Regions from separate parts of the Mus musculus genome. Here regions 2, 3, 4, 5, 6 and 7 are each linked to region 1. Evidence: chromatin loops called from intact Hi-C (ENCODE). Cell type or tissue: heart. All regions are shown on one strand.

Evidence for each region. Peaks named below come from ENCODE experiments on the same cell type or tissue, not always from the same donor. Only the 100,000 strongest peaks of a DNase experiment are listed, where the experiment ranks them.
Region 2: a loop joins it to region 1, with 5 times the contacts of the local background. A loop is called at or near these places in 41 of 42 quality-filtered maps.
Region 3: it touches region 1 in a loop (2.2-fold over the local background); 4 of 42 quality-filtered maps call a loop at or near these places.
Region 4: it touches region 1 in a loop (2.1-fold over the local background); 12 of 42 quality-filtered maps call a loop at or near these places.
Region 5: a loop joins it to region 1, with 3 times the contacts of the local background. A loop is called at or near these places in 3 of 42 quality-filtered maps.
Region 6: a loop joins it to region 1, with 2.2 times the contacts of the local background. A loop is called at or near these places in 2 of 42 quality-filtered maps.
Region 7: it touches region 1 in a loop (2.1-fold over the local background); 2 of 42 quality-filtered maps call a loop at or near these places.

The regions. Positions count from the first base shown.
Region 1 is chr7:143,152,196-143,156,195 of GRCm38, forward strand. The region is part of intron 2 of Kcnq1 (potassium voltage-gated channel, subfamily Q, member 1); the gene reads left to right. Among named protein-coding and RNA genes, the nearest start is that of Gm28821, 14 kb to the left of the region's middle. In heart, CTCF peaks have their summits at 296 (motif pointing left), 1,811 (motif pointing right) and 2,010; DNase peaks (open chromatin) are centred at 1,896 and 2,546; H3K4me3 peaks cover 1,352 bases; H3K27ac peaks cover 2,479 bases.
Region 2 is chr7:143,468,377-143,472,376 of GRCm38, forward strand. No RefSeq gene overlaps it. Among named protein-coding and RNA genes, the nearest start is that of Slc22a18, 3.4 kb to the right of the region's middle. In heart, a CTCF peak has its summit at 1,788 (motif pointing left); a DNase peak (open chromatin) is centred at 1,735; H3K4me3 peaks cover 278 bases; H3K27ac peaks cover 1,045 bases; H3K27me3 peaks cover 78 bases.
Region 3 is chr7:143,294,544-143,298,543 of GRCm38, forward strand. The region is part of intron 11 of Kcnq1 (potassium voltage-gated channel, subfamily Q, member 1); the gene reads left to right. It overlaps Kcnq1ot1 (KCNQ1 overlapping transcript 1), which reads right to left and starts at 2,004. Exons shown (of 1, transcript NR_001461.5): 1 at 1-2,004. In heart, a CTCF peak has its summit at 1,991; DNase peaks (open chromatin) are centred at 1,035 and 2,148; H3K4me3 peaks cover 2,377 bases; H3K27ac peaks cover 2,492 bases.
Region 4 is chr7:143,752,544-143,756,543 of GRCm38, forward strand. It overlaps a transcript of Osbpl5 not described here. Among named protein-coding and RNA genes, the nearest start is that of Mrgprg, 12 kb to the right of the region's middle. In heart, a CTCF peak has its summit at 1,665 (motif pointing left); DNase peaks (open chromatin) are centred at 1,648, 1,966 and 2,944; H3K4me3 peaks cover 78 bases; H3K27ac peaks cover 592 bases; H3K27me3 peaks cover 2,244 bases.
Region 5 is chr7:142,893,272-142,897,271 of GRCm38, forward strand. It overlaps Th (tyrosine hydroxylase), which reads right to left. Exons shown (of 13, transcript NM_009377.2): 3 at 3,657-3,831; 4 at 3,323-3,411; 5 at 3,140-3,207; 6 at 2,758-2,808; 7 at 2,252-2,397; 8 at 2,046-2,181; 9 at 1,818-1,887; 10 at 1,370-1,426; 11 at 1,122-1,217; 12 at 737-870. Among named protein-coding and RNA genes, the nearest start is that of Th, 4.7 kb to the right of the region's middle. In heart, a CTCF peak has its summit at 1,580 (motif pointing right); DNase peaks (open chromatin) are centred at 1,590 and 2,370; H3K27ac peaks cover 202 bases; H3K27me3 peaks cover 2,242 bases.
Region 6 is chr7:143,359,308-143,363,307 of GRCm38, forward strand. Kcnq1 (potassium voltage-gated channel, subfamily Q, member 1) reads left to right here. Exons shown (of 16, transcript NM_008434.2): 13 at 3,285-3,379; 14 at 3,923-3,969. Among named protein-coding and RNA genes, the nearest start is that of 4933417O13Rik, 31 kb to the left of the region's middle. In heart, no CTCF peak of the experiment used is centred here; a DNase peak (open chromatin) is centred at 1,601; H3K27ac peaks cover 2,366 bases.
Region 7 is chr7:143,209,278-143,213,277 of GRCm38, forward strand. All of the region lies in intron 10 of Kcnq1 (potassium voltage-gated channel, subfamily Q, member 1), which reads left to right. Kcnq1ot1 (KCNQ1 overlapping transcript 1) reads right to left here. Exons shown (of 1, transcript NR_001461.5): 1 at 3,834-4,000. Among named protein-coding and RNA genes, the nearest start is that of Gm28821, 71 kb to the left of the region's middle. In heart, no CTCF peak of the experiment used is centred here; a DNase peak (open chromatin) is centred at 1,714.

The DNA.
Region 1 (4,000 bases):
GTAATATCCATATTAGGCCTTGTGCTTGGTTTTGTGTATTCTTGTGCACTTGTGAATGAATGCATTGTATTGTGTATCTTCATGTGTAGCTATGTTCATGCCTACGTGTAGATGGTACTGTATGTTCATGTGTCAACACATGTTCACATGTGTGTGGGCCTGTGAATGCACCTACTCCATTTCTCATCTGGTAGCTCCAGACTTGGGGTGGTTACCCCAGTAATTTTTGGCTTAGGCTCCCTTTCCTGGTGGCTTCTGCTGCCTCCCTCAGGCCAGGCTCTTTCTGGGGCCTGCTTGCCATCTTGTGGCTACTTTTGGAATTGTGAACACAGATCCAACAACCCTAAAGCAAAGGCAGGCGTGGGTGGGACCCACCCCTCCTCCATTCCCTCAGTGTGAGCGGGTCCCCACTCCCAAGGCAGCCCCTCCCCAGTCTGTTCTGCTTCCCAGAAGTGGCTCTTTGTCCACCACTGTGAGGGCAGTGACCTCATTACCTCTTTTGTCCCCTTCTCGTTCCCTGGACCCTCCCTGCCCCACAACAGCTAAGAAGAGATTTTATAGGACAAAAACCTGAGTGTCCCAGACGCTCCCTGGGTGGTTTGGGATAATTTCCAATTTCTCCCTCATGGTCTTCAGAGTGTCACACATTTAAGCATACACCCCCCCCCATCTCCAAACCTCCCTTCCCTCCCCATCTCTCCCTCCCAACTGCCTCAGGACCTTTGCACAAACACTATATATATCCAGCAGGGTTGCTTTCCTACTATTAGGACTGACCTCCGGTCAACGCTGCACACTCCCTTCTGGAACTCCCCTCTGCTCTTTTCTGGGCAACCTGGATGTGATGATGGGCTTCTTTGAGTAGGCTCACATCTCTTTCACACTTTTCTACTATGCAGAGGGAGGCTCAACACCCCGGCTGCTCAGAGTGTATATATGGAGTAGGATACAGAACCCCCTTCTTTTTAAGTCTTGTTCCCAGGCATGCCCCCTAAGGATACAATGATACCCCTGAACCTCAGTGTCTCCAACTGTAAAGTATAGGGATGAAAGTATAGTTGGCTTTAGTCTTAACCTCCCCATTTGGCTTTGCCACATTATTTTAAAGCCTCTCTCTCCCTGCCGCCTCCTGTGTGTGTGTGTGCTCGAAATGCCCACAGAATCCAGAAGATAATGTGGCAGATCCCCTAGAGATGGAGTAACAGACGATTGTGAACAGCCCAACATGCGTACCCAACCAAACTTAGAACCTCTGCCAGCGTAGCAAGGGATCTTAACTGCTGAGCCATTGTCTGTCCCCAACTTTGCCATGTTCGTAAGCTGTATCCTCACATGCTAGCCTTTAGAGGCCATACCTTCCAGGATTTGAGCTGGCTGTGTCTAGTGGCTTACTTCAGAGTCATGACCATGGTGTTGGGGAAGCAGATGTGAGGCTGGCGTGTGTCCAGCCTGGACATATGGACCAGTGAAGAAGTGTATGGCTCAAAGGACCTTGTATATAGGGTGGTGATATTTTCCTAGAAGACATGATGATTGGTCAAAGGGTTAGGTAAGGAGGAGTTGTGTGCTGTTGCAGATGGCTCATGGCCTCCGAAAGGTGCATGTGTCCTAGGCCCACGCAGATATCATGGTTGTGGATTCCAGGCCTCTAGGGTGAGAATGGCTGTTGGAGCCTCAGGCTGGGGGACATAGTGTAGAATGCAGCTGCTACATGCTGTGGACGGGAGTTGGGTGAAAAACAAAGATGTTTATTTCAGCCTTTGAGCTAAGGACAGGGCAGCCTCTGACGAGCTGTGGAGACACCAGGTGGCGCTCTTGTAACACACATTCCAGCAGCCCTTGGGCCGAGCCCAGAGTGCCGAGCGCGGGAGCCCAAACCACAGCCCGCGGTGCCCCACGGGGGCCCAGGGCAAGGGAGCTCTGTGAGGGATTCTGGGAGCACATTGGGTAAATGGTGGAGAAGAAGTCACGCGAGGCTGTGTTCCCCAACCCCAGCGCCGGTACTCCTGCCTCAGCGCCTGGCTTTCGTGGTGCCAGAGCCCTGTTATCTCAGCCAGGGCCAAGGAAGCCAGGCGGCCTCCGAGGGATTAAGCATTCTGCTGAGCCAGGCATATTCTGTGGGTCTGAAAAGCTGTTCTTGGAGAAAACTGGGCCCTGCCAGGCCAGGGTCTGGCTAGAACTTTGATCAGGGGTGTTATAGGTGTGCTTGGCCTTGAAACTTGTTTGTGGCCCCAAGGAGGACACCCCCCCTCCCGCCGCCCAGCCCCCAATCCGGCCTCTGAATCTAGAGCAAGCTGTATGTACATCTGTAGACGTGGCGCACATGTGTGTGCACGCCGTGTACGTGCAAGTCTGCTGAATGTGCATGCACGCCGCCAAACCCACCCACCCCTCCTTGCAATAGGAGACCCTGGCCAGGCCCAGGTGCAGGGCTGTTTTTTGTCTCTCAAACCCCAGCTTGTTTTCAAATCCCACACAAAGACAGCTGCATTGAAAAAGTCCTAGCACACACTCCAGCTCCGTGAGCCCCACAGCCCGCATACCAGGGAACTGTCCCGCCATGCCTGCGGTTAAAACCCGTGAGCCGCGCGGCCGGAGGCCTGGGGGATGAGGTCATCTCTCCAGTTTCCTCCCTTACTGTGAGGCTCCCTGGCCCCGCAGGGGCGACCCACCTCCCTGCAGCTGGACCCTTCCTGGCCCGCCCTTGCTTTCTGTAACTCTCTTGGCAGGCCTCAGTTTCCCAGGGGCAAAATGAGATCCGGTGGGCTCTCTGAGCCCTTAAAACAGCCCTTGCTGGGTCCTACTTTCAAGTGGAACAGGGTCAGCTCCCCAGGTCCCAGACCCTCGTTCACACTCAGCAGGGCCTCACATGTTCTTGCATTCGTTTTCACACCCTTTCCTGCCAGTGGAGACTTTATTGGCGTTAAATTCAGCGCCTAGCTTCATGTCTTGGTGCTGTGTCTAGGTTTTGCTTTGGTTTAGTTTGTTTTCACGGTCTATCTGTTGTAGAGCTTGCTCTTAGCTCTCCATCTTCTGTTGCTTGGAGTCACAGCGGGTGTTCTGTTTTTTTGGCTGAGACACGCCTTGGGTTGTACCTAGTGTACCGTTGCTGCTTGCACTGTATTTGGCCATGTGTCCCACTGCCTGGTCTGTTGTTCTGTCTGAGATCTCTTATGGGGGCATTAATATCACACCTGTTAGCTGCACTCGTGAGAGTCAGTATGCTTACTCTATCCCTGTCCCTGAAGACTAGTTTGCAGCCGAGGGAAGAAGACTTCTGCAGGTTGAGTCACTGCTGCAGCAGCACAAGGTCAGGAGACCAGCAGGGAGCTTGAGTTTTCCACCACCAAGCCCAAGATCTGACTTCCTGTGGGGCCCCAGCCCCCTGCTTGGAGAGATCTAGTTCTCAGGGCTCTTTAGAGATGCTGTCCAGCTAACCGTGTACCCAGTAGTGTTGCCAGCTCTCTCCTGGGCTCCTGGGTCCTCTGAGGAAACATTGTGTCCCTCTCAGGACTAGAACTTACTTTCTTTCTTTCTTTTTTTTTTTTTTTTTTGTTTTTTGTTTTTTGTTTTTTGTTTTTCGAGACAGGGTTTCTCTGTATAGCCCCGGCTGTCCTGGAACTCACTTTGTAGACCAGGCTGGCCTCAAACTCAGAAATTCGCCTGCCTCTGCCTCCCAAGTGCTGGGATTAAAGGTGTGCTCCATCACTGCCCAGCTGGACCAGAACTTTCTACGTCCTCAGCACACAAGGTTCCTATTGCCCCAGCTGTCATTTTGCCACTTTAAAAGATATTCCCCACGAGATGCCCACCTTTTTTGATTGAGTTGTTTTCTCCTACATTCATTGAGGAAGAGAGTAGCTGTGAAGCTCCAACTGTGTTTCAGGCTGTGTGCTAATGGGACAAGGGCTTCAAGTTCCTACCCAGAACTCACACCTTGGGGTCCTGTAGACATGGAAGCCACATGCCATCTGCGTGTAGTCCCTGGAGGGCTGTTGGG
Region 2 (4,000 bases), 320 kb after region 1:
ACTCTATCTTAGCTTCCAGAGTGCTAAAATTGGAGTCAACAACACGCCCAGTTCCCAGCAGGCCGATGCTGAGTCTTAGCTGCTCCTGGATGTCAACCTTAGTGCCCAGGGCACTGAAGAGGACATGGAGGGTTTTGAGCTTGTGCCCGATTGTCTCAAGCCAATGTTCTTCCCTGCATGTTAAAGCAGGGCACGGAGGAGGAGCACCTGCTTTGGAGTAAGCATGCCTAGAAGGGGAGCCCTGCGGTGGGGGGGGGGGGGGTCCAAGCAGGTGGGCAGGGAGAGAAGGAGCCCCAGGAAAGGCCCAGCAAGACTGGAGACAGAAGGGATTTCAAGGTGTTACTCTGTGCCACACTGATAAGACTAAAGGGATCTGCAGGCAGCTGGACAAAGGATAGACCCACTCAGAGGTGCCATATATGACTGTGACAAGCAGAATCCAGGGTAGAACCCATGACTAGGCTATGATAGGCTGCCCTGGTTTGAAATGTTTGTTCCAGAACCAGGGGGAAAAGGAAGACTTCTGTCCTCGGCGATCATTCCCTAGATTGAAGAGTTGTATCTGAGGACCTAGACCAGGGGCAGCAGGGGTCTCAGAAACCCACCCAGCTAACCAAGTGTGATGTACACCTTTAATCCCAGTGCTTCAGAGGCATCAAGCAGGTCTCTGTGAGTTCAAGGCCAGCCTGGTCTACACAGTGAGTTCCAGGCCAGCCAGAACCTCACAGTGGGACCCAGTTTCAAAAGAGAGAGGAAGAGGGTGGAAAGGGAATGAAACCCTGGAAACTACTCTTCATACCAATAATCTCAGCACTCAGGAGGCAGAGACAGGAGGATTGCCTTGACTAGGCTACAGAGTGAGTCCCTGACTCAAAATAAAATAAAATACCAGGGCTGGAGAGATGGCTCAGTGGTTAAGAGCACACACTGCTCTTGCAGAGGTCCTGAGTTTGGTTCCCACATCATGCAGCTCATACCTGTCTAGAACCCAACAGCCAATGACCCTGGCCTCTAGAGGCACTCTCACACATACATGCACACACAAACATACACACACTCACACACACGCACCCCTGACTTAAAATAATAAAATAGATATTTTTTAAATACAAACAAAAAATAAACCCTGTCCCTCTTCACTGGGGTGCAAGGGCAGATCTCTGCCCTCTTGACTCTCCCAAAGATTAAATGAAATTATTGCCACATGGAGACCAAAGCTTGGGAACACTTGGGACGGAGAGGGTGAGAATCCAGATGCAGCGATCAGCATCCAAAAGGGGATTCAGCACTGAGTACCAGAGCTCCCCGACACTGCTCTCTGGTCTGATTAGGAGCCCAACTGAGATACCACAGTGGTCTGTGTCGCTTCCAGAGATAAGAGACAGGAGGGCCCTCCATCCCAGTAAAGCCAAGTGTCACCAAGACAATTATGAGCTTTGCCAGCTCCTACCCTGATGTCTGGTCATCTGGTCTGGCTTGGAAAAATGGGACCAGGCTCTGCAGACTGCACTATCACTCTGCTGCTCAGTAGACACTTTTATAGACTTCTGGGGAAGCCAGAGTCAGTCTCCATTATCAGTGTCAGCCGGACCATATAAACTCCCCAGGATTAGGCCTACAGTGGGGCTTAGTGGGTGATGGGAACCCATACGCCTAGTCTGGATCCCATGCTTTGATTCCTCAAGTCAGTCCCCAGGCTGTTTCCTGGCGCCAACGCCAATCCTTGCAGCCTGAGAAGCTGCAGCTTCCTGAGAGCAGGAGACAGAGAGCTGTAGACCTGGGCGCCGCCTGCTGGCCAAGGTCTGAAGCTTCACCCTCTTTGGCAGAGAAGGAACCTGGAACAAGCCTGAGCTGTTACAACGACCCCGATTCCTGCCCCCTTCTCTGTGCCCACTCCCAACCAAAACCCTGTTATTCCCAAAGACACAGAGGTGATTCCAGACTTCTCAAATGAATTGTGCATCTTAGCATCCTGGAAAACATTACTTCCATTGGAAATGGGGACTGTGGCAGCCTGACAGATTTCAGAAGGGAACGATAACTAGCAACTGAGCTAGAGATGGTTCCTGTGATATTTTGACTACAAGAATGAATTTGCTTTCTGTCCTTGTCTTCAGAGCCTGCCTGAGGCTAGGTTCAAAAATAATGGGCTAATTCTATTGACAGAGGAGACCTCAAGATGGCCTAATATTGATGCTATTGTTTATTAGTAATTACTGTCATGCAGATCTAAATGAAAAAATAACAAGCGGACAGAAAGAAATGTGAAAGGTGGTTTGGAAAGGGAAGGACACTGGCCAGATTGACACTACAGGCAAGGTGGGTGCTGAAAGAAGGGCTGAGGTTCTCAAAGACTGCAGATGAACACCATCAGGAGAGGCCTCATATACACTGGAATAAAGCTAAGCTTCCAATCTGAAAAAGAGAAGCATAAGGCATTTTCTGTTCCCGGAAAACAAGTGTAAGCAAAGCTGCTGCCAACACATTGCACAGGATCAGGGACCTACCACAGGCTGGTAGCCGAGCTTTGAGGTACTGGCCATGTGGCTCTGGCTTTAAAGTCACAGAAAAGGAGGAATCATGAAATCTTTCTCCACGGTTTCAGTGAGCCACCAACCCCAGGCAATGTATGACAGGAAAGGCCCTGCCTGGCAGCACTGAGAAGCCAAGAGGCCCCGAAAGGCCAGAGCCGTAGTATATCTGTCAGGGAGAGCTGCATGCAGGAAGTGGAACCAACCCAAGAGAAAAAAGTAGATTGCAAGAAGCAAAGTCTAGAGAAGTGGACATGACACACTGGAGTCCTAGGTTTTAGAGTTGGCTTTGGTGGGTTTCAATCTTACTTGATCCAAGACTCACACGATTTCCTCACTGTGTCCCCATACAGCCCTTTGGAATGGTAATATATATTCTGTGTTATTGTATGTTGGAAGTATGTCATTTGCTTTTTTTTTTTTTCATTTTGCAAGGCGTTACAGTTAAGACATTGCCTTGAGTCTCAGAAGACACTTTGGACTCCTGAACACTGTTGAGACTGAGAGACTGTGGGGGCCTTTGAAGCTGGACTGGATGAAGTTTGCATTAGGATATGGCCACAAAGCCTGTGGAGGTCAAAGAGTGGTGATTTAAATGAGATGTACGCCTATAGGCTTGGGCATTCGAGTAGTTGGTTCCCATTTGGTAATACTGTTTCAGGAAAGCTTAGGAGACGTGGCCTTCCTGGAGAAGTGTGTCACAGGGGGAGAGCTGGAGAGAACTCACATAATTTCAGGTTCATGCTCTCGGCTTCCTACTCACAGTTCAGACCATGCACTCTCAGCTTCCAGCCCCAGCTCCCATGCCTCAGCTCTGCGGCGGACAGTTATCCCCCTGGAAACATAAACCCAAATAGCCTCTTTTTTTCCCCTAAGTTGTCTTGTTCATGGTGTTTTATCATGGCAATAGAGAAGTAACTAATATACACTAATATACAGGACCTCTAGAAGAGCAGTCAGTGCTCTTAACCACTGAGCCATCTCTCCAGTCCTAAAACTGTGCATCTTTTATTAGCTTGTTTAAAGTGTCTGTGTGTTGCTGGGCAGTGATGGCACAGGCCTTTAATCCCAGCACTTGGGAGGCAGAGGCAGGCAGATTTCTGAGTTCGAGGCCAGCCTGGTCTACAGAGTGAATTCCAAGACAGCCAGGGCTACACAGAGAAACCCTGTCTCAAAAAACCAAAATAATGATAATAATAAATTTAAAAAAAAAAAAAGATGCATAGTGCTGGGAAAACAATTCAATCAGGAGAGTGATTTTCCAGTAGCAGTTTGATATTTAAGTGCTGTGGAGGTGGGTGGAGACTGACAATCCCTGTGGTCCCAGTGAGACTGGACAGCTGCTGAGGAATCAATAATACCTGCTATTGACCTCAGACCTTTACAGGCACCAACATACATGGATATACACACACAAAGGGCATAGACCCATTGCTCAATGCATTTTGATTCCAGGACATCAGAGAAAC
Region 3 (4,000 bases), 140 kb after region 1:
ATGTGATTCCCACTTGTTAAAAACCAGACTCTTTATACTTCAGTCCTGATCCCTACCTCAGACCATTATGCTCACACTCAAAACCAACTTTAATTCTTACTGTACTGCCCAGTCAGGTCCTGAATATAACTAGAAACCCTCAGTCTGGTCCCCAACAGAGACCTGAGCCTCTGGGATCTCAATTTAAAACCACAGAAAAGAATCAAATCCCAACTGAAAATCTGGAGGTAACTCCCAGTTCTGCTATTCCCCCAATTCAGACCTGATTCTGACTCTGCAGGTCTCAACGTGTGGGTCGTGACCCCTTTAGGCTTGAACAACCCTTTCATAGGGATCGCCTAAGACCATCGGAAAACACAGGTATTTACATAATGACTCATAACAGTAGCAACATTGCAGTTATGAGGTAGCAATGAAATTAATTTTATGGTTGGAGGTCACCACAACATGAGTAACTGTATTAAAGGGTCAAAGCACAAGGAAGGTTAAGAACCCACTGCAACCACTGCGGCCTCCACCCCAAGTTCCCAATCCCCCACACCTGAATTCCGAGTCGGCTCCAGACCCGAATCTCTACCCGATTCCAATCGTGACTCCACTCTAGACTCGGAACCACTGTAGACCCACACATACACACACCCAACTCGGATCCAAGAGCTAGATCACAACTCGGTTCAAAACTCCGAATAAGCAGCCTTCCCCAGCCTCAGTTCCACGATACCCTTCCCCCACCATGCGCGAACATTCCGAACGGAGCCCCTCACTCTCAGCATTAAAACAGCTACCACATAACAACACGTACTCCACTCACTACCTTGGTGCTGGCCACACCGGGCTACAAAGCTCAGGGGTCTCCAGACCCGATTCGGTTTCAGCTCCAGTGCGTTCTGACTCGGCCCGGGGTTTAGAATCCGAAGGCCTGAGCCGGTGTCCTAGGCCACTCACCTTGGGACTCGACCGACCTCGGGGCTCAAAGGGCCTCAAGACCACCCCTGCTTCTGTAAGCCTGGGCCACAAAGATGGGGACGTGGACGCAAAATACGAGAACTGAGCCACGGCCGTGAAACGAGGACCGGCCGTGAAACGAGGACCGAGCCGTAACTGCAAAACGAATACGGAGCCACTGCGGCAAAACGAAGATGGAGCCCAGCCGCGAAAGCGCGGCACGAATCACCTCTGCTTCTGGCCGTGAGTGCTTGCCGCGAGGAGGGGGAGGCTATGATGAGCGCGGCCACGCGGACTTGCGACTTGTGCCGTGCTGACTCAGAGAAGAAACCCGCGCTGAGAAAAAAACCATACCTAGGAGAACCATGCCGAGAAAAAGAAGCGCTGGGAACCAAGCTGAACAGAAAAGCTCTCCAAGTAGAATCACACAGAGGGAAAAGAAGCGTGTTGAAGAAAAACTGAGAGAACCCAGCAGGCTAAAAAAAAATGCTGAGAAGCCAAGTGGATCGCGCCAAGGCAGCCGACCGCGCTGGAGTGATCCGTGCTGAAACGATCCACACGGAAGTGACCCAATTGCTGAGGCAGATCGGACCATATCGCCGACCACCATGACGAAACAAGATAAGACCTCACCATGGAGGTCTAGGCTCAGGACAAACACTGAGGAGGATCGCGTTGAGCAAAGCACACTGAGGATGGCTAGTCGGGACTGAGGTGTAGTGCTCAAGTGATCCGAGCAGAGGCAGCTCCAAAAGAACTGTGGACAAATATGCTGAGGCTGGTGGCTGGCTGATATGACCTCACCGTGAAAAACCATGCAGAGGACGATCACACGGATGAAAACCACGCTGCTGAGACGAGCCACGCTGGGAAGGACCATGCAGAGAAAAGCACACTAAGGTGTACTAGACCGTAACCACGCCGAGGAGAAGCCCACCGAAGTAATCCAAAATGAGGCCGACCACACCGGGCCTGACTGGACCAAAATGCACCATCATAGACCACGCGGAGGGGCGCCGCAAGGAAAGCTGCGCAGACGTGCTGAGGCAACTGTTCCTCCTAGCGACAACGGCTAGGCCACCTACCAAGACCTTGGTGACGTGGCAGCCACGACACTGTTGATTGGACAGATGCTGAATAATGACTAGGGAGCTCTTCCTCATGATAGGCTGGATACAGATAGCTCTGTGCTGACTATTTTTATTGGCCAAGAGGAAACAGCCTGATGTCTCCAGCATTTGGATTGGGTGAGCTTGTACAGGATTGTACGACCTAGCCTGCTGGGTCCACCACCCCTTAAGGCCTACCTTCCTCATCCCTTCCTAGCTGAACCTGGGGTTCTTAACTCTGAATAAGTGTGAGACCAACCTCAATGCAGTACAGGGCAGATACCTGAGGCAGCCAATGTACCTAAACGGTTTCATGGCCAAAGATGAGTATGCCCCTGGCTCTGGCCTGACCTTGGGATGCAAAAAAGCAATCCACCCTCTCAGCTGTCCCATGGAATCCTACTGTGCAGGCCAGGGTGTGGTCATCTAAAGCACACAAGGAGGCCACCCTGCTTGTTTTTTTTTTTTTAATCACCAAGTAAGGAAAGTCTTGGGGCTATCTTACTTATGAAAAGGAGGGGGCCCTGGGTCTGCCCATGTTATAAAACTAGGTAATGATAGTCCTGAGGTTAGACCCCAGCCACTCGACCCATCCTCCAGATTCTCTTGGTTCCTGGCCCTGTCACTGGAGTGTTCAGGATCGTTTCCACTCTGTCCACTTACTTATCCATGCATTTATTTGACTAACACTGTCTACGCACCACCCTGTATCTAGCATTGACCTAAAGCCTGGAGAAACTTGACAAAATGCCAGATTTGGGGGACAATCCACTTGCCCAGGATTCATAAGCAAGCCTGGGGCGAGGGGGGGGAATGCAGATTTCTGTGCAAACTATAGTTTTAGCATGTGGAACTCTGGGTATATTCTCCAAACCACCCCTACCCAGAATTGACTTCAAACAGGATTTAGGGGAAGGGGAGGGAGAGCCAGTCCTGTGAACAGGCCAGGGTGTGGTCATCTAAAGCACGCAAGGAAGCCATACATCTTAACTGCTTTTGCTGAAAATATATGTCTACAAAAACAGCCAGGAAGCTCTCTTGCCAAAGATGACTGAGTATATGTGGGGGAAGGAGGGGAAGGCACGGTTTTTAGGTTTGGGTTTTTTTTCTTTTTCTTTTTCTTTTCTGTTCTTTTTCTCTTTTTTTCTCCTGTTGTTATTTAGCTGGAGAAAAGAGAAACTGGTGTCATCCTCTAGCAACAGACAGTTCCTTTTTACCCTCAGAAGCTACTCCTAGCTTGGTACCCCACCTCCTACCAGGCCACACATCTGCTTTGCCAATTCCTTTTGGGCCCGTCTGGAACATGCTGCATTTGATTCAAAGGGCCAGTCCTACCCTCCTACCTGATGGGTGGTTTTCTTTTCTGCCTATCCCAGAGCAGATGTGCAGTTAATGGGGTCCCTCAAGAACCTGTCACCATCTTTAAATTCATCATATTAGCTTTGAGCTTGCATCTTGGAAGTGAAGCCTGGGATCTTTTGCCACAAATGGCCCCTTCCACTTCCCCAGCATAAGTGACTAGGCACCTGCTTCCTGCCATTGCCAGCCTTCCAATTGACCTCTAAGAGGGGCATCAGGGCCACATGGTAAACGTGGTTATCTGCTCCCCTTGGCTGAGATCAGGGAACCCTCTCTGTCTTGTTTCCCATCTGTCTACTAGAGATGCTGCTGCTGAACCCCATGAAGCTGCTAAGCCAGGCACCAAGAGAATGTGAAGGGGCCATGGGGCTCTGATTTGAAACCCTGCTCTTCCTTACTCTAAGCACTGTCCCAGCTTAGCTCTGAGGCCTAAGCCTTTGTTTGCCTCCTCTGGCCTAGAAGGCCAGGCATTTTCCTTGGATCCTGTTCCTGCAGGCCTGTTTCTTGCAGGGAAGGTAAGGGGAGTGGAACCCCCAGTTCTTTAGAGACTATCCACATGTTTTACCAAAACACAACTCCCAGTAAGA
Region 4 (4,000 bases), 600 kb after region 1:
GTGGTCCTGAACAGTCCCTGGGTTTGTCTGGAGACAGGGCCAAAAAGATGTGGCCGCCACACACTCCTAAAGCAGCAGGGTCTGGAGAAACAGACACTGGTGTGACAAGGACAAACGATGGGACAGCCAGGATGGCTGTCCTTAAAAGGACAGCTCCTGACTCAGCCAAGATGTGACTCTCACCAGATGGAGGTGAAAGATGGGACCAGAGCCGCAGGTCACCCTGGCACTGGGTGGCCTGCAGGTTTCTGGCTGGCAGGCTCAGATGTCCTTGTCCCTGCTCCAGTTTCACCCTAGGGAATGTAAGGAGAAGGAGGTGGGCCAGGGTGACCTGTCTTGTCTGACTCATGCAATGGGGACTGTATAAGTTTGCGGTGGATGAGGTCTGGGGATGGAGCTCTGGCTGAAAAGAAGCAACAATCACAATATTGGGAGGTTGGGATTGTCAAGCCCTCCCTACCCCCCATCTAGGTAAGACCTGCTTCTCCCTAGAAGTCACCAACCCAACTACACCCCCATAGTCACCCCTGCTCCTGGCTTCTCTTGCTCATAGATCCTCTACCCCAGCCATGACTGCAGCCTCATGTAGAAGGGGGCCTTGCATTGGTTCTCATCAGCCCGAGGCTCCCAGAGGCAGCAGGTGGGTTTTCTGCTATCTTCTCACTGGAGTGGCCGCTGGCCTCGCTTTCCACACTGCTGTGACCCTTTCCTCCTTGGCTGGAAGCACTGGAGTTCTTGATGCTTTTCTCAGCCCTATTGCTATTCTTGTCCACACCTCTGCCTGCCTGCCCGGGCCAGGAGCTGGCCAGAGACAAAGGATGTCGAGGAACTGGGAGCCCAGATCCCCAAGGGACAGTACATAGGGCCCAGCCTCCCAGGTACCAGCAGGTGTCTGGATGAGGCCCAGCCTGGGGTTAGAGGCTCAGACCCGGGACTCATGTCTGCAGAGCACAGTAGGTCCCACTTCTCAGAGAGAGCAGTGCCTGAGGCAGAGCATAGCACACGAGTTCTAGCCGGCTCCTTCATGCAGCCCTTGTTTGTGAGACAGCTTCTTGTGGGGGAGATTGGCCCTACTGAGGCCTGAAGCTCCTGTGGACACTGTGCCTGGGGTCCACATGCCATGTTAAAAGTACCAAAACTCTAAGTCCTCAGCTGGCTGTGATGATGAATGACCATAGCCCCAGAAACTAGGAGGCAGAAACAAGAGGATTCAGAGTTCGAAGTCAGCCTAGGCTATACACAGAAATTTCGAGAGTAGCCTAAGCTACACGAGACCGCATCACCACCACCACCACCGCCACCCGGAAAAAGACAACAAAAATAACAACAAAACAAACAAACAAACAAACAAAAATCTGCACTTCCAATTTATCCATATGCATTGTCACATCAAAATTAATGGTATTCCAGTGATCTGACCTGGCCAACACACAAATTATCTCACTACACACCCAGCAAGCAGCAGATACCTGCAAGCATTCGGTTCTCGAGACCACAGTGGTGGCCGCTGTGATTATTGTTATTTACAGATGGGGAAAGCAGAGCAGAGAGGGTTACAACTGTTCACTCCAGATGAGAAGCATCAAGACTGGCATCCTAGCCTAGGTCCTGAGAACATGATCCAACCCCCACACCCTGCCAGGAGTCTGCTGCCACCTAGTGGACTCTGCCTTGCTCTCTGCCACTTACCCTATATTTGGGATTGGGGCAGGAGGGTTAGAATAGCATCTATAGTAAACTTGAGACCACCCGTGTCTTAGTTTTTATTTCCCTGGGCTGACCCAGCTCCATCCCAGCTACTGATCTCAGGGCAAGCTCAACTCATAAAATGGAGAGCTTCAGTCTGCGGGCTTTCCCTATGGCTTCCTTGGGTCCTTGGCAGGTCTCCAGGTGTCAGGCTAGCACTGGACCTGCCATCTTTGTCACCTGAGAATATGCCCTGCTACCTGGGGCACCCCAAGGCTCACTAGAGGGGCAAAGAGGCAGGTAGAGAGGGGTAGGGACAGACAAGGAGGGGCAAGGCAGCTGTCATGTGGGCTCCCACTTCCCTGCACTGGCCCTGCTTGGACCTCTGTTCCCTGGCTTATGTGTCCTCATAGGGATAGGTGGAACAGCAAGTAGTGGAGGTGAGGACCCTTTGCTGTCCAGTCTAAGGGAAGGATATAGTAAGGATGGCCTAGTGATTCAGATCTGGGAATAGACTCTGCCCCAGGGCTGGAGAAGGTCACAGAGTTGAGAAACAGTAACGACTCTATCAGATAGACTGGGGCTACCCCAGAGGGAAATGTAGGGGAAAAGGGGCACTGAGGCAATGAGGGCCATAGCACCCCAAATCCTGCTAACACCTTTAGAGCAGTGGACAACTAGGACTCACAAGACCCCGTGGCCTCAACTTTGAACTCCTGACTGCACCTAACTCACCTAGACCCATCAGTTTATCATCAGAATGAGTGGCAGCTCTGGATTCCAGACCACATCATGGGATTTGGCCTGCAGTTTCAGTGACTTGGTGCTGCCAGCTCCCCTAGGCTCCCCTTGGTGCTGCCAGCTCCCCTTGGCGCTCAAGCCTTTACAGGGAGCTCACTGGCCTCCTGCCTGCTCAGGTCCTATGCAGCTGTTTCTCTCAGATGGGTAGACTGAGGCTCAGAACGGCTCTGTGGTGCCCAAAGTCACAGAGTCAAGGTTGCCTGTTGTCTCCAGCATCAGGTTTCCCATCTCAGGTGCTCAACTACCATGTATGTCTAAAAACAGGCCTGGGTGGGAGTGGGGGGCTACTCTGGCATGATGCTCCAAAGACTCTAGGACACAGTGATCTCTAGTGAGCAGGACCCCTGGCTGGCACAGGGAAATGATGTGGGGGTGGAAAGCCCAGTGAGTCTGAAGAGCCTCTAGGAGCCAGAGCTCCCTGGTGGACGGGCAAGCAGTTTGTGTGGCTGCTCTTGCAAGGTGTGTTACATAAAGGCTGGCACAGATTGAGCAGCAGCCAGCCGTCACCCTTGTCCCTCCTGGGCTTCGGCCATGGAAAATGACAACCCTGACTTTCCTAGCACACGGGGAGCATGAGGCCCTGGTGGCTCCACCCCTGCCTCAGTCCTCATTAACCAGTACCATCACCCCGCAGTCCCGAGCCCTGAGCCTAGAACTGCAGGGAAGCCTTGTTTCTTTGCAGTGGCAGTGGGAGGCAAGAGCCACTGTCACCTGTTCCTTCCTTGGTAGCTCTTGTGTGACCCTGGCCTCCCTACACTGACCAGCACTGAAGGCTGTGGGCCAACCTTGCTCTAGAAACAATGTGCTCTTAGAAACATCTAGAGCCAGGGCAGAGCCCCTCCTCTCTCAGGAGTCATCTCTAAAACTGATACTGCCTCTCCCCACACAATGTGGGCACTGAGATATCAGGCCAACGAACGGGGCAGGGGAGGGGCAGTGTGCCCCTTCCTATCAGGCACAAGGCTGATTTCCCTCTAAGGCAGTGATTCTCACCCTTCCTGAAGCTGCAATGCAACCCTTTAACAAAGTTCCTCATGTTTCAGCGACCCTCCCAACTATAACATTTAGTTGCTACTTAATAACCAATTTTGCTACTGCTATGAATATCTGATATGTAACTTCTAAAAGGGTCATGACCCATAGGCTTCTCTAGGGAACCTGCACCAGCCAGTGTCCTAGGAGCCCAGCGCCCTAGATAGCCTCAACCAGGGAAAGTCAGCCTGCTGACTCCCAGGTGACCCCAGGTCCCTGTCTGTACCTAGCATGGATCTAGCCAAGTTCTTGGCCAGTTCCTGTCGTAGGGAGATATGTCTAAAGAGCACCTCAGTATTGTCCCAAATCTGGAATTTAGAAACAGCCCCTTTCTTCTTAGAGTGAGCTAAGCTGGAAGTCTCCCTCTGGGAGGAGACATAGGGTGTGAGGTCTGCAGACACACTTCAGAACCAGCCTGTTGGGCTTCCCTGCTCAGGAAGTGTATGCCGCCCCCTCAACCCTCTGGCAGTAGTGATGGTCG
Region 5 (4,000 bases), 260 kb before region 1:
TTAGGTAGCTCCAGATAGGATCTGCAATCTCCAAGGGCAATGGGGAAATGGCTTTTCTGAGTTTCCCAGACCCCTAAAGCCCATTCTAGACACCCAGGAGACTAAAGCCTCAGCGATTCTTGTGGGTAGGCCTCTGCAAAGCACCCCGTTTCTCAGCTGGGCTTCTTCCTTCGGGAAGCTCCCCGTGACTGTGTGCCCTAGAGAGTCCCTAAACTGGAGTGGACATGCCAGATGAGCACAGCAGGCTGGGAGAAGTGATAAGCACCAACCTACCAGTCTCCTTTCTCCTCTGCAGACCCCTGTATAACTGTGTCTCCTGCCTTTGGGCTGCCACTCCCTCTATAATCTTTGCCCTCGTGGCAGCTCTTACCTGCCACTCTGCCTCTTTTTCTCTCTTATCTGTCCCCATCCCACTCCAGCCCGTGCTGCTGAGAATGAGAGACTCAGGCTCTGCTGAGGCACAGACAGCTGGCCTGGACCTGACCTTGACTTTGCCTTGACCCTATGCTGCTGGTCTCTCTCTTCTCGGACTTTCTGATGGGAGCAGGGCACTCCATACCCTCACCCCCCAGCCCTGGTCTCCTTTGCTGAGGGGCCAGGAGCAGGGTAATCTCAAGCATGAACTCTTGTTACAAGGGGGTGTTGCTGAGTGTACTAAATGGGCTCTCAAGTGAAGACAAGGCCTGGCTTGCACTGGTGAAGCTGGGCAGGGCTGACTCCTGATGGCTCCACCCACCTGAGCTTGTCCTTGGCATCACTGAAGCTCTCTGACACGAAGTACACCGGCTGGTAGGTTTGATCTTGGTAGGGCTGCACGGCTGCTGTGTCTGGGTCAAAGGCCCGGACCTCGGGCTCCTCTGACAGGGAGTGCTAGAAAGAGGCCACAGGTATCACACCCAAGCAGCGCTCAAGGCAAATGGGTGCCATGGGTGTGGGGCTCCCCCCTCCCGCAGGGTTCTGGGCTACTGTACAGTGGGGTCTGGCCAGAGGCATACACTCTCTAGAACAGCCTGAATCTCAGACCTGAGCCAAGGACCCTTCTGATGAGAGCAGGGCCCTCCACACCCTGATCCTCCAGCCCTGATCTCCTTTGCTGGGGGCTGGGAGCAGGGTAATCTCACCAGGAGCTCTCCATAGGAAGACAGCAGCCCTGCACCGTAAGCCTTCAGCTCCCCATTCTGTTTACACAGCCCAAACTCCACAGTGAACCAGTACACCTGCCAGATAATCATAAGGATCACCTAAAATGCCTGGTGCCGCGCATAGCCCCTCTGTGTGTAGCACCCACAACAGGTAAGGCTGTTCTTGGGGACAGAAAGAAAGGTCTGAACTTCCCCCCCCCCCCCCCCCCAGGGCTCTGAAAACGAACCGTGGAGAGTTTTTCAATTTCTTCATCTGAAGCCCCCAGAGATGCAAGTCCAATGTCCTGTGGGTAGAGAAAGAGGCTAAAGTATGAAAAGACGCTGCTCTGACATTGTGCTTGAGGCAAGGGCACTGGATGCTACTTCTCCAGGGGACCCTGCAACATACACTTCACCACACGCCAAGTCAGCCAAGAGCTCAGGGCCTGCAGTTCCCAGAATTACCAGCAGGTGGCATCAAACCCCACAAAAATCCCTTTCCCCTGGGACTTGTGTTACTAGTTAGTCCCTCCCTGTTACAGAAACAGTCTCTGCTTCGGTGTTTGGCTACCTACAAGTCCCATGAATCCATGAAGACACACTGTCTAGCTGGAGGAGTACCCCAACAAGTAAAACTTTTGAATCTCTGGCTCAACCAAATAACCTCTGGTTTCTGCGTTGAGGCCCTAAACATACCTGGGAGAACTGGGCAAATGTGCGGTCAGCCAACATGGGTACGTGTCCCAGCAGCTCGTGGCAGCAGTCTCTGTGTGAGGCCACGAGAAAAGGAAGATGGAATGGGAAGGCTCTCTGTCCTTCCCCGGAGACAAGGAAACTTTAGCACCTCCACACCTCTGCCATCATTGCACACGGATATTACTGGGCAACAAGTTCAGGGTCCTCTGCCCTAGGCAGCATACTCACGGCTCGGGTGAGTGCATAGGTGAGGAGGCATGACGGATGTACTGTGTGCACTGAAACACACGGAAGGCCAGACTGGCCAGAAAATCACGGGCAGACAGTAGACCGGCCACGGGTCGCAGCTGGAAGCCAGTCCGTTCTGTAAGGGACCTCGCATCAGAAATAGCACAGGGGATGCCCCTCCCTGCCCTACTTCCTCTGCATCTCACCCTTCAAGAAGTGAGACACATCCTCCAGCTGTGGAATGCTGTCCTCTCGGTAGCCACAGTACCGTTCCAGAAGCTGGAAAGCCTCCAGGTGTTCCCGGCAGGCATGGGTAGCATAGAGGCCCTTCAGCGTGGCGTATACCTCCTTCCTGTAGGCCACAGGGGCTTAGGGAATTACTAGCTGCTGGGGTTCTTCTCCCCATGACCACCCCATGGACGCTTTGCCTGCTTCCACCATCCTCCTGAACTGTGGGCCCCCATCAATACATAGGGCATTCCTGTGGTTTGAGGGAACCCAGAGGCTGGGAAAGGGCCGATAGCGACATCTCTGAATGACCTGATTATTTTGGGCCACTGGAAGCCCCTCTTCTAACTGGCTTTAGTCTCTTCTTCTATTGTACCAAAGTTTCCAGAGATGGCCCTCACAGACAGGGATTCTGGGAACCGTCTCCCTGGCTCTTCTCAAGCCCAGCCCTCCCTGCCCAACCCAACCATCAGCAGGGTCTTACCAGGTAGCAATTTCCTCCTTTGTGTATTCCACGTGGGGAATTGGCTCACCCCTGTGGAGGGGATCAGTGGTCAATAGGGCAACCCCCCTCCCGCCATCTCGGAGAGTAGGAAAGATGGGGTGAGAGGCTTCGTTTGAAGCTGTATCAGCTGTTCAGAGGCCTTTGGAGTATGGAGTGGACTGGTTTGGGTACACTGACCCAAACCAGCTGCTTAGCCTCTCTGCCCCAGTCTCCTTAGCTGTGACTAAGAATAATGCCAAGCACAGAGCAGAGACAGACAAGCTGACATGTAAAGCTGTGTGACAGCTAACCAGTCACCTCCTCCCTCCTCTCCTCCTCTCTCTACAGTCTGGGGACTCTGCCCCACAGGCAGGCTCCTTACTGCTTGTATTGGAAGGCAATCTCTGCAATCAGCTTCCGGCGCTGGCGATACGCCTGGTCAGAGAAGCCCTGATGGCCAAGGAACACACATCAGGAGGAAGTTGGGCATTCCCTGCTCCAAAGACCAGGGTCAGTCCCTACCTGTGCCCACCCCACAGGACTCAGCTCTGGGACACAAGCTCACCGGATGGTCCAGGTCCAGGTCAGGGTCAAACTTGGTGACCAGGTGGTGACACTTATCCAACTCTGACACTTTCCTTGGGAACCAGGGAACTTCACAAGCAAGAGAGGCAAAGGGGCCCAGGTAAGCATGGGTCCATAATAAGGTTTGGCCATGCTGGGTCCAGCCTCCCCCAGGGACCTCCTAGAGGGCAGAGTTTACTAGGATTCATGAAAAAAAAGTAGAAGGTAGAGCCAGCGTGGTGGTCCAACTCTGTGGACACTTCAGGGTCGTCCCCCCCGCCCAGCAGGATACTCTGCCTCCCACCCCCAGGCCAGGGACAGAAATCCATCCTCACCCTTGTCCTCTCTGGCACTGCGCACATCGTCAGACACCCGACGCACAGAACTGAGGAGGGCAGCCAGGTCGCCACTGGGCACCTCGAAGCGCACAAAGTACTCCAGGTGGGGGCTTCCTGCCAGTGGCCTCTGGGCAGGCCGGGTCTCTAAGTGGTGGATTTTGGCTTCAAATGTCTTCAGGAGCAAAAGCAGGAAGAGAGAGAAGGAGAGAGACAGATGGGGAAGGAGCAATGGAGAGAGGGTGGAGAAGATGAAGAGAGAGAGATGATGACAGGTAGGGAGAGATGGAGAGACATAATAGTGGGAATGAGGGAGACGGAGGACCCTGGTAGGCACTGTCAGT
Region 6 (4,000 bases), 210 kb after region 1:
GCAGTAAGTGCTGGAGAGCATTCTCTTACTGGAAAGCCCTTGTCACTGAGCAGAGAAGGCTGGGGCAACCCACCTTAGTATATATAGCCTGCCCAAGGACAATCTCAGTGGTGGCCCTGTGCCTTGTTATAGGCCACGCCTACCATACCAGGCCATGAGATTAACACTGGCTCCCCCTACCCCCTCATCACAACCCCCACCCCAGCTCTGGGGCAGCCAAAACCTCTAGACTCTGCAGGAGGTAGAGGCCAAGGTATAGTCCCCATCCCAAGTTGTCATCATTGTACTGAGAGGAGCCTTGGGTGACATGAGTCTCACTGTCGTCCTCAGCTCCTCAGCTGTTCTAGCCCTAAGAACAGCCACAGCCCCTCCCCCTGCCAAGCCTCTGACACTAAAGAGAGTAGCATATAGCTTCTCACCCTAGCTCCTCACTGCCACCCTGGAGGGACCCTATGCCCATCCAGCACATAACACAGTGGCACTCTGCTATAAAATTGTTAGCCTGCACCCCCTGGAACTGTCACAACACAAATAGACCAAGTTATGCCCAAGCTTCCACAAACCTAGGGACTTCATGTTGTCAAAAGGAGTAAAGGTCACACTGAGCAGGGGCCAGAGCCAAGAAGCACCTGGAAATGGATTAGAAGGGTCCAAAGGCCCCACAAAAATTACACTTAAAGCTGTTTCTCCCCCCTACCTAGAAGCCACGTGACCTACAGTCCCACTGCTGAGACACCAAGAGAGAGATAGGGAGTTGAGTACCTGTAGAACCAGCTCTTCCCAGTTTGGTGAGGAACCACAGGAACCCCATGGGGAGTTATATCTTGACAAGACAATCTCTCAGGGGAAAAGTGGGGCTAGGGTGTGACACTCTTACTAGGAAGTGGTGTAGCTTATGTTGCTAGTGTTTAAAGAGTCATGAGGAATTGCTAGTTGATGGCGGTCCCCAGGCTGAGAGAAATAGGCTCCGTGGGTGATGGAAAAGGTTCTACATGAAACAGTATAGGAACTGCTCAGTTGAATGGGGTTGCAGCAGGTAGGCTCAGGGCTCCCTGGGGTTCACTTTTAGACTCTGGGTACCCAGTGGAACACAGGGACCCTTATGGTCCCTTTGAGTCAGAGTCATCTTAGTGGCCTACGCAGACCCAGTTTCTATGTCACAAACAAGGGACATAGTTGGTGGCTGATGAAAAAGAGACCCGGAGCACTTTGTGTCAGGCCTCAGAACATTAGCCAATGTCCTAAGAGTGGCTCAGGAAACTGCCAGAACAGGCCAAACTGCTCCTGCCTTCCAGCTCGCTGCTTCTCACCTATACACTTAGCCCAGGTGGCAGAGAGGCCTTATGGGGTACAGAGAAAAGTAGGGGTGCTACAGTGAGCTGGCTTTATTGCTGGGGACACATGGGCAGGTGGTGGCAGGCCTCCAGGAAAGAGTGAAGTAGTTGAAGAGGGATCCCCTGTGGGGAGGGCTCCACAGGCTTCCAGGCCACCCTGGTGACCCAGCTTTCTTGCCTCAGCCATCCACCCTCCTGCTCTCCAACCGCTATACTGACCTGACTTTAGGCCTGCCTGCCTGCCTGCCTTGCTGGCCGATAAAGTGCTTGGCCAGCTGCCCTTGTGTCTGGCCTGAGGTGCCAGGGCCTCTTAGCTCTGAAAGTTTGCCTTGAGCACCCACGTCCACAGCCAATCAGTCTGGACAGGCAGCGTTATCTGGCTCATCTCTGGCTCGTGCTGCCACCAGGGGACATTGGCCCAGGGAGAAAGCTAAGATTGTCTCTTACATGAGCCTTAGGCAAATATTTGACAAAGGCTCCTCAATCCCCAACCAGACTCTAAAGGGGAGCTTAGTGGCTCCAAGACAAGTCTCAGCAGGCCTGGAGTGCTGCTGACCACGGGTGGTTGGTTGATAGGGTATCTCTGATCCTTCTGGGTTTGTTTGATTGTTTTGTTTTGTGGTTTTGGATTTTTTGAGACCAAGTTTCTCTGTGTAGCTCTGGCTGTCCTGGAACAGACCCTGTAGACCAGGCTGGCCTTGATTTCAGAGATCCACTTGACTCTGCCTCCTGGGTGCAGGGATTAAAAGCATGCACCACCACTGGTCAGCTCTCTGATCCTTCTTAACTGTTTCCTGCTTACAGCCCCCTGCCCTCCTGCAGCCTGGCAGACTCACTTCTCCCCACTACATATTCAACAATCACATGTATGTTTGCAGAGGCTAGCAGAGGTACCCATGTTCACTTGGGCACAGAGGCTCTCAGACTCTCAGGCTATCCACAGACCAACATAAGGATCTGTCCTGCTTCTAATCCAGGCCTGCACCACCTCAAACACATAGTTTCTGCCTCCCTTGCTCATTCACCTCATGTGTCACCAGGCATGCCTAGAGGTGTCACACACCTTAGAAAGCATTTTCTCCCACAAGTCTCTCCCCTATTACTTAGGGTCACTTTCAGTGTGCCCTTTCAGGAAGGACTCAGACCCTGGACTCAGTCATGACCACCTATGACTGACAAGGTACTGCATCAGGATTCCTTGACCTTCCTCATCTAGGTCCTATTTTATTCTCAGTCTCTCTTAGAAGTAGCAGCGTAGACTTCAGCAACCCATTATCCAGGAAAGAGGAACAAGATTCAGTGTCCTGTTTTACAGAAGACAGCGACAAGGCTCAGAAACGCATCTTGGAGAAGGGAGGATCAGGGCTTATATCTCCATCTTACAGAAGAGAGTAAGACCTGGAGATATCATCAAGTGTAGTTCTTAGTAGAAGTTCAGAGTGATGTATGTACAAGACCAAGGATCTGCCTAAGTATTATCCCAAGCTTGGACTCAGTAGTCCCTGGATGTGTAGACCACAGAATATGTGGTGACCCTGGTGCCTAGAATGGCCCTGAGCATGGCAGGTCCTTCCTTCACGAGAGCTGGGCTGTCTTATGGAAAGTCTTTGTGGCATTGTGAGCCATCTACAACCTGTGTTGTTCCACCTCCCCCCTCAGAGAAGTCTAGGGCCCAGATGAACTGTGGGTATGCAGGACCATGTCTCCAGCCCATGAGGCCAACTCTTCTGAGGAGGCCTGGAACCAAAAGGGCCAGTAGGAGCTGGCTAGTCCTACCAGTGAACTGACAGAAGGGAAAGGCCCAGACAGGCTAAGCCTTTGGGGATCAAGCCTGCTACTATGTATGTTCTAAGCCATTCCTCCCTATCACTGCACCCCACCCCATCACTGTGTTGAGAATTGAGCATACACGATTCAGGAGAAAATGACACGTGTCTTTCTGGCCTGCAGCAAGCACGGAAGCCCTACGACGTGCGAGATGTCATCGAGCAGTACTCCCAGGGCCACCTGAACCTTATGGTGCGCATTAAAGAACTACAGAGAAGGTGGGCACAGAAAGGAGACCTCGCCCCAGCCTCACAGGGAAGGAAAAGGTTCTTAGTGACATCTCCCTCTAGGTTACCCATCCATCCATGGGTCTTTCTGCTACTGGGTGGAGCTAAGGATCCTGACCATTCAGAGCCAACATGGTCTTGAATCCTATTTCCATCAAAGTCCCCTGGGTCCAGCACAGGTATAGGTCTAGGAGGCTAGTTTCATGAGCTAGCTTGCAGACCTAGCTCTGTATATCATGGAGTGCAGCTGGGAGACTGTGACTGTCCCTTCCATACACAAGGTCAAAGGTTCAGGACCCCACTTATCCAGAGAGGAAGCCTAAGGAGCCCAGATTCTGCTCCTCATTTTTAAACTTCCTGCCTGGACCTCTCAGGAGCATGAGCACATAGGGTCTTGGGTGCCTCTTGGCTGGTCTTGGAGTAACAGTAGCAGATGCCCCTGGAGTGGGTGTCATGCTGTCCTCCTGGACACAATGGCCTATCTCTGTGGTGCCTCAGGCATTGTGTAAGCTCATGTTCCTCTCTTCTCTCCAGGCTGGATCAGTCCATTGGGAAGCCATCTTTGTTCATCCCCATCTCAGGTGGGTGTCCACACTGATACCTGGAGAGAGC
Region 7 (4,000 bases), 57 kb after region 1:
TATTTATTTAATTGGTTGGATTTCTTTTTCCCTCTATTTACTTTACCCCAACTGAAATAGCAATTTTCCAACTGAAATAGTGAAATTAAATCCTTCCTTTACAGCTCTGCTTTTTAAAAATGTAGGCAAATTCGTAGTGTTCAGGGCACTACTTATAGCTATGCTTCTTGAGACCACGACCCTTTCCCACTATTTATTATTATGTGACCCTGATCCATCTACTTTTTATGCCTCTATTACACATCAATGAAATCAAGCTTCCAACTGTGGGGCCAGCTCACTAAGTAAAGGTACTTTCTGCCAAGACTGATGACCTGAAACCAATTCCCTGCATCCATATGCTATGAGGAGAAAAATGGTTACTGGAAGTTGTTCTCTGGCATACACACACACATACACGCACACACACACACACACACACACACACACACACACACACACACTGTCCATACACATATGCATGTGTGCACACACATGTACACACAAAAAATAAAGTAAGTAAAATAAAATTTTAAAACAATGGTAAGAAAAGTCTATCTGTCTACGGCAAGAATTACTGCAGTGAACAAATATGAGGATGTCGGTTTCTACCCTGCATACAGTGAAAACGCTGGTGTCTGTCTCCTCAGATTTAACCCCAAGCTGCAACAATGCCAGCCTTAATCTCTCCTATCAGACAACTCTGTGCTCCATAACCTTCTATTTTATTCCTCATGCCACAAATCTTGGGGGGGGGAGGGGGGAGAGGGGTATTTTTTCTTAAAAATTATATCACTTACTTATGCTCTTAGATTTACAGCTGACTATATTGTATATATACAATCTTTTTCTGCATGTTTCTTCTCTGTTGCCTACATTGATTAACAATGATTTTATTCTCTAATGTTTTCCTGATGTCCATATAATACACAGTGAAATAAACCATACCTCTCATGAAGAGGCCTTATTGTTGTCTTTGAAACACATGGAAGGCACAGCATGCATGCTTTTCTGCCCCTTGCTTTTCTTACAATCATACTACTACAGCTTCCTCTGAGCTTCAGGAACAATTCTGTTCATCTCTCACTTCTATTTAAATCTTAGAGTCTCTCCTTCATTCTCCCTTGTATGCCTATACCGTGATATTCTTCGTTGCTTGAAATATATTTTGCTTTAGGTTTAAGCTAGTTTTCTAAAAGTTTTTCTTAAAATCACTTCCCAGTATAAAGGCTTTTATTTCTATGCAGTGAATTCACAAACTTCATTTGCCAGGGTTGTCAAAAACAAATGCTGAATTGAGAGGCTTCTCAAAAAGCAGGAGCCCACAAGACTCAGATTGGAGTGCCAGCAGGTTGCTTCTCTCTTAAAACCTCTCTCCTTAACTCCCAGATGGCCAATATATCCCTGTGTCTTCTGTCTATATAGCCACACTTTGGGACTCTTTCTGTATCCCAATTTCCCCTTCTTTATAGGCACACCAGTAAAATTGGACTCAATTTAACTGTCTGTTTAAAGGTCTGATCTCCTGTTAAAATTCTGAAATATTGGAAATGAGGGCCTCAACTTAGAAAATTGATGGGGACGGAGTTCAGCCCCTTACACAGGGATGGATGCATTGTTAAATTGCATGTATGTTGCCAGGTTGCTTTCCTCAAGTGCTGTCTGACCTCGCATTTCCACAGGCAGGGTTCCCCTTTCCTGACATCCCTGCCAGCCATTATTGGCAGAGAAATTTTCCATCTTGTTAGCCAAGTGGGGCAGGGATACTCTACTGCGGAACCATTGACATTTGGCAGGAGATAATTCTTTGTCAACGAAGAGTGCCCCATGTACTTTAGGATGTTTAGCAGAGCCCCTGGCTTCTGCCAGGATGCTAACACAGCATTCCTTCAGTTGTGACAACCAAAAATAAAATAAAGTAACCACAACTCTCTACATATTATCAAATCTACCCCCTCCCCGAGTTAGGGCAAAATTAGCCTGAGTCAAAAATCACTGGAATATTGTGCTATCTCATAGATGTTTCTTTAAAACATAACAAAACTGTTTTATTTGGAAGTAATAATGAACTACAGAAAAACTGCATGAACGATATATAAGACATCTTCATATCCTTCATTAAGATTTGAGGTACACTTATTACCATTCCAGCCTCACTTGCTTTTTCATTTCAATATTTTTATATGTGTATTTGTACACTGTGTTCCTTTGCAAAACTTGAAAGGGAATTGCACACTTTACAGCCCCTCACCCCTAGACATTTTGCTGTGTATTTCCTAACAATTTATTTCCTAACTGTACTACAGTTTAAGGAGGATGACAACATCACATTTCCTCCCTTTGAAAGTGATATAACAGACATCAACTTTGGCAATTAAACATCCATACAGTCACTGAAATAACCCAAAGCCTATATTCTACTCTTGTCAGTGAACACAACAAAGTCCTTTGGTGCAGCTGTCCCCAAGTGCAAGGCCCAGTCCATGTTCTATGTTGCCCTTGGTTGTGCATATTTAGTTACTGTGAACCTGGGTATTTCTAGTATCTCTTAGTCTTTTTTCTTTTTACATCAAAGTCACTTTTTGAGGGATTTCTTTGATATTTCTTTATAATTAGATACAGATTGTGGATTCCCATCTGGAATATTCCAGAAACAATATAATGTCCTTCTTAGGATACCATTTCCCATGATGTGTGTGTATGTGTGTGTGTATATATATATATATTCAATGATGGTGATGGTTTGATCACTCCATTAAGGCACTGTCTGTTTTTCCACTGTGTAGTCACTATTATTTACCTTGAGGCAGATGAACTTGCTGTGGGTATACTATAAGCATTTTAAAATACCTTGGTCTGTCCTGATTAAGATGCTTTCTGGAACTAGTCTTTATTATGGTAGCTGCAAAAATGATTTTCCATCTATAATACTCCATCCAAAAAGTGCTGAGAAAAAAAAGTCTACCTAGTATTTTGTTATCTGATTTCAGTCCTGATGTGCTTTATAAATGGTATTGAATATTTTTGTATGTGTTTATTGGTCAGTTACATGTCTTCTTTACTGGTATATGTATTTAGATCCTTTGCACAGTTGTATTTTTTCACAGATATGGGAAGGAGATGGCACACTCATACCACAATACATGCATGGAGAATGGAGGAAAACTTGTGGGAGTTTCTTTTCTCCCTCTACAATATGAGTCTTGGGGATCAAACTCAAGTCATTAAGCTCAGCAGAAAGCCCCTTTGCCCACTTTCTTACTGGTTTCCTTTTGCATACTTCTAAAATTCAAGCTTTTAATCTAATTTTAGAAATTCACATTCATTTGTAATAAATAATGCAAAGAGATCATCTATAGTTTGAAAAACTCATATATAGTTTTCCCAGTAGTAACAAAACTGTAGTGCAATTTAAGGAGGATGGAAACACTGGTTCAATGATACAGAATATTATTTGTTACCACAAAGATCCCTGTTTGTCCTTTTATAGCCACACCGTCTTCCCTCCTACCATCCCTTAATTCCCAGTAATCACTAATCTGTTCTTGATTCTATAGATCTGCTTTTTTGAGATTGCTATATAAATAGAATCAAACACATCTTTTGAAATTTGACCATTTTTAGAATTTACCATAATTCTCTAGATGTTCATCCAAGTTGTTTTATATATCAGTAGTTAATTCAGACTTGTTGCTGGGTAGAATTTCATGGTATGTATAAACCACATTTTTAACCACTCACTCATCCACAGACATCTAAGTTATTCCTAATTTGGAATTACTATAGATCATTTAATATTGACAGTATTTTTCATTTTACCAATTCTGGTAAACATGCAGTAAATTTTCTTTTTTGGTTTTTTGAGAGAGGGTTTCTTTGTGTAGGAGAGTGCTGGGATTAAAGGCATATGCTACCATGCCTGGCACAGTAATGTTTTATTGTGGTTTAAATTTGTATTTTGCCAATGGATAATAATAATGAATCATTTTTTCCACATTCTTCCATTCAGTGAACTGTTTAT